Regions from separate parts of the Homo sapiens genome. Here region 2 is linked to region 1. A link is an interaction called in ENCODE POLR2A ChIA-PET data of the cell type or tissue named here. Cell type or tissue: Caco-2. All regions are shown on one strand.

Region 1 (2,500 bases):
TGCAGATCCACTCTGCTGGAGGCCGGGCCAAGACCTTCTCCACCTGCGCCTCCCACCTCACTGCCGTCGCTCTTTTCTTTGGCACCCTCATCTTCATGTACCTGCGAGACAACACAGGCCAGTCCTCCGAGGGAGACCGAGTGGTGTCTGTGCTCTACACGGTGGTGACCCCAATGCTGAATCCCCTTATCTATAGCCTGAGAAACAAGGAGGTAAAAGAGGCCACTAGGAAAGCCCTGAGCAAATCAAAGCCTGCTAGAAGACCCTAAATGGACCCTTGTGAAATATATCATTCCTTAGTTTCCCCATCTTTTCTGTCTTTTCTCAATAGCACCTTCTGGAGAGACTTTCCTAAATAACCCTATGCAAAATCGCACCTGAACTTCCCACCTCCACTTTCTGATTTATTATTCCATGTAATACTTATCATCATCTGACATATTAGATGTTATATGTGTTTGACATTTTCTAATGCTCACAACTAGAAAGTAAGCAACATGAGAGCAAATACTTTTTTATCTGAGCTTCATTTCTATATGTCCAGTTCCTAGCAAAGCACCTAGCATGTGAAAGGCACTCAATAAATATTTGTTGAGTGAATGAATCTCAGGTTCCATTGTCTACTTTTAAGTTGTAATTTCTTCAGTCATCAGTTTTCTTATCTGTCAAGTAGATTTATCTACCTTATAGGACTATGGTTTTGAGGATCCAATGCATAAATGGACAAGGATCGCCTCTGTCTTATTCACTAGTATCTGCAGAACACAGTGCATTGCCCAACACAATAAATACTTGATGAGTGAAGCAAGAATATTTGGAAAATTATAAAGCAGTCTACAAATACAACTGCTGTTTTGATCCAAAGGTATTTTCCAAATTTTGTCATTTATTCATTTATTCTTTCTTTTTTTATCTTCTTGTTTCTGTGATTTTTGAATAACAATGAGGAAAATAATAATAATAATAATAATAATAATAATAGCAAGTTACACTTATTAGGCATTATTATCTTCCAGGACTTACAATAAGTTTGCTACAGGAATTATTTGATTTAATTTACAGGACATCCCTATGAGGTAGGTTCTATTATTATCTCTGCTTTATAGGTAGGTGAGGCACTTGAGGCTTAGAGATGTTGAGTAATATTCTCAAGGTCGGCAAGCAAGTAGTTGGGTGGGGCTTCCACCCAGCTAGGCCTGAGCTCCTATCGGACACACACACTGTTGCTAGCTGTAATCTATTGCCTATTCTATATAATCACTCAACCGGAATTTATTGTTATTGCTCTTTTCTTTTTCCTTTTATCTGGTGAAGAAAAGGTAAAAGTCCAATCTGTTGGTGTAGATGGCAGTCAACAAAATTCATTTTATAGCCCCTATGTTCTAGGATTGTATAATGTGACTTTGTGTATATATGTGTGTGTGTGTGTATAGTTGTGCATGATAAAGTGAAGTGTGTAAACAGCAACTTCTGAATTTGAGGAATGTTTGTTTTAAGGAGATATAATAAATATTTTAGAAAGGAGATGGCTGGGCATATTTAGGAAAAGGTATAGGGAAAAAATGAACACCTATGGCCAAGAGGTTTGGGATCATATATCAGCTCTGGTAGAAATCATTTAAAAACTGCAGATTGGGGTGAAGGAATACCACAGAATGCCTCTTGATGTTCATTTTCCAAATATTAACTGTCATGCAAATATTTTCAGAGCACACCAACATCTGTGGTGGGTGTTAGACATATTTGTGTTGTGGAAAGAACTCAGAACTTGGCACCAAAGTGTCCAGTCTGCCACTTCTTAGCAGTGTGGCTTCAGATTAATTAGTGCCTTTCAGCCTGCTTCTCCTCTGTGAAATAATACTTACTAAGCACTTACTCTGGGACATGATTTACATGTATCTCATTTATTCTCACAATAACTTGGTATATTTGGATAATTGGAAGGCATTCGGTAATATTATAAACATTATTTAGTGTTATTAATTACTGTTATTAATTCATGTTAGTATGGTGCTTGTCCAGGCTCCACAGCCTAGTGAGTAGTGATGGGCAGAGGGACCCATAGCTGATCTCTGGGCCTCTTTATTGAAGAACTGTCTGGAACAGTCCCTCCTGGGCCCAGATTAGCTCTAAACCTGGACATTTCCAGGAGTCAAGTTCTCAAATAATTTTTTAACTTAATTCTTAAGCTAGTGCACACTTACCATATCCTAGGTACAATGCTAAAAGCTTTACATGAATCCTTTATTTTAGCCCTCCTAACAATGTTAATGAAAAGTAATTTTTATTGACCCCATTTAGCAAAACAAAAAAGAAAATCTAAGACTCAGAGATATTATGTGACTTGACCAAGTTATGTAGCAAGAAAGTGGCAGATGAGGGAGGTTCTGTTCTCAGGTCTCTGACTCCAAAGTACATACTCTTATCTGATAACTGCCCTTCTGCACTCTTTCTTCTCCTTCTCCCAGGCCCTAGTTCCTGGTTATAGTTTGCTTCAGAG
Region 2 (2,500 bases), 400 kb before region 1:
TGATCTCTGGCCAGATAGAAAGGATGAAGAGATGGGAAAATCTTATGGGATAGGGAAGACAGAAGGTATATCAGGGTCTATAGTAGCTTCCCTTATAAGCATAGTTACTGTCAGGGCAATTTTCCTGCTTGGGGACTTCCTATAGGATGGAAAGAAAGATAGATGGTAGGCTTTAAGGCATTCCTAGGTAAAGTGACCTAGGGATATAAAGATTTGTTTCTTTTGGAGTGGTATAGAATTTAATTGTTCATGGCTGGGCGCGGTGGGTCACGCTTGTAATCCCAGCCCTGTGGGAGGCTGAGGTGGGCGGATCACGAGGTCAGGAGTTTGAGACCAGTCTGGGCAACATAGTGAAACCCCGTCTCTACTAAAAATACAAAAAATTAGCCAGGTGTGGTGGTGTGTGCCTGTAATACCAGCTACTCGGGAGGCTGAGGCAGGAGAATTGCGTGAACCTGGGAGGCAGAGGTTGCAGGTGAGCCGAGATCACGCCATTGCACTCCAGCCAGGGCAACAGTGCAAGACTCCATCTCAAAAAAAAAAAAAGAATTTAATTGCTCACTTCCTTAATTAGTTTTTCTTTTTCTTGTTTCCTACTTGCAGGTCAAGAAAGTAGTGAAGACTGTGACAACACGGACAGTACAGCCAGTCGCTATGGGACCAGACGGGTTGCCTGTGGATGCTTCATCAGTTTCTAACAACTATATCCAGACTTTGGGTCGTGATTTCCGCAAGAATGGCAATGGGGGACCTGGTCCCTATGTGGGGCAAGCTGGCACTGCTACCCTTCCTAGGAACTTCCACTACCCTCCTGATGGTTATAGTCGCCACTATGAAGATGGTTATCCAGGTGGCAGTGATAACTATGGCAGTCTGTCCCGGGTGACCCGCATTGAGGAGCGGTATAGGCCCAGCATGGAAGGCTACCGGGCACCTAGTAGACAGGATGTGTATGGGCCCCAACCCCAGGTTCGGGTAGGTGGGAGCAGCGTGGATCTGCATCGCTTTCATCCAGAGCCTTATGGGCTAGAGGATGACCAGCGTAGTATGGGCTATGATGACCTGGATTATGGTATGATGTCTGATTATGGCACTGCCCGTCGGACTGGGACACCCTCTGACCCTCGTCGGCGCCTCAGGTAGGCAAGAATAGGGGAAGAGAAAAGGGTCTTTCCAAGACCAGGGACAAGGGGTAGCTTTTCCTTCAACTTCTAGGGGCTTTTTGGGATCAGAGATACTCGTGGCCTCCTCCCCTCTGCTTTTTTTTGGGGTGAAAAGCTACCCTGTTTTTCCCTTTTCTGACTTGGCTTAGTATTGACTTGCTATATATATATAATATAAATATATATATAATTTTTTAAATGAAAATAATATAATTTTATTTTTTATTTTTTTGAGACAGAGTCTTGCTCTTTCACCCATGCTGGAGTACAGGGGTGCCATCTTGGCTCACTGCCACCTCCGCCTCCTGGGTTCAAGTGATTCTCATGCCTCAGCCTCCCTAGTAGTTGGGACTACAGGCAAGCACCATCACGCCTGGCTAATTTTTATATTTTTAGTAGAGATGGGGTTTCACCATGTTGGCCAGGCTGGTCTCAAACTCCCGACCTCTGGTGATCCACCCGCCTTGGCCTCCAAAAGTGCTGGGATTACAGGCGTGAGCCACCGCGCCTGGTCCACAAGTTGTTTTCTATAATTGAATATATGGGCCAGGCGCGGTGGCTCACGCCTGTAATCCCAGCGCTTTTGGAGACTGAGGTGGGTGGATCACCTGAGGTCCGGAGTTCAAGACCAGCCTGACCAACATGGAGAAACCCCGCCTCTACTAAAAATACAAAATTAGCTGGGCGTAGTGGTGCATGCCTGTAATCTCAGCTACTCGGGAGGCTGAGGCAGGAGAATCATATGAACCCGGGAGGCAGAGGTTGTGGTGAGCCAAGATCATGCCATTGCACTCCAGCCTGGGCAACAAGAGCGAAACTCCACCTCAAAAAAAAAAAAAAAAAAAAACAACTTGTGATTGTTATTAGTCTGTGTCCTGAAGAATGAACTTTGCTTCTGCTTCTATGCTGAAGTTTTTGCTGTTTCTGGCTAAGATGTGACCCCCTTTTGGTGTGTTAGGCAGAGGATTCTGATGTCTGGGGCCATGGAATTCTTGCTCACTTCTTCCTGGGAATTTCTTTAGTTTCTGATTTGGTATTAAGAACAGAGTCCATTGGGCACGGTGTCTCACGCTTGTAATCCCAGCACTTTGGGAGGCCGAGTTGGGCGGATCACGAGGTCAGGAGATCGAGATCATCCTGGCTAACACGGTGAAACCCTGTCTCTACTAAAAATACAAAAATTAGCCGGGTGTTGTGGCTCGTGCCTGTAGTCTCAGCTACTCAGGAGGCTGAGGCAGGAGAATCACTTGAACCCGGGTGGCAGAGGCTGTAGTGAGCCGAGATCCCGCCACTGCACTCCAGCCTGGGTGACATAGTGAGACTGTCTCAAAAAAAAA

The links. Peaks named below come from ENCODE experiments on the same cell type or tissue, not always from the same donor. Only the 100,000 strongest peaks of a DNase experiment are listed, where the experiment ranks them.
Region 2: POLR2A ChIA-PET joins it to region 1 with 5 read pairs; 1 of 35 experiments calls an interaction of 5 or more read pairs at or near these places.

What each region holds. Positions count from the first base shown.
Region 1 is chr11:58,191,167-58,193,666 of GRCh38, forward strand. OR9Q2 (olfactory receptor family 9 subfamily Q member 2) reads left to right here. Exons shown (of 2, transcript NM_001005283.3): 2 at 1-2,500. The coding sequence ends at 269. Among named protein-coding and RNA genes, the nearest start is that of OR9Q2, 3.3 kb to the left of the region's middle. In Caco-2, no CTCF peak of the experiment used is centred here; DNase peaks (open chromatin) are centred at 1,195 and 2,435.
Region 2 is chr11:57,795,854-57,798,353 of GRCh38, forward strand. CTNND1 (catenin delta 1) reads left to right here. Exons shown (of 21, transcript NM_001085458.2): 6 at 604-1,139. TMX2-CTNND1 (TMX2-CTNND1 readthrough (NMD candidate)) reads left to right here. Exons shown (of 21, transcript NR_037646.1): 7 at 604-1,139. Among named protein-coding and RNA genes, the nearest start is that of CTNND1, 35 kb to the left of the region's middle. In Caco-2, no CTCF peak of the experiment used is centred here; no DNase peak of the experiment used is centred here.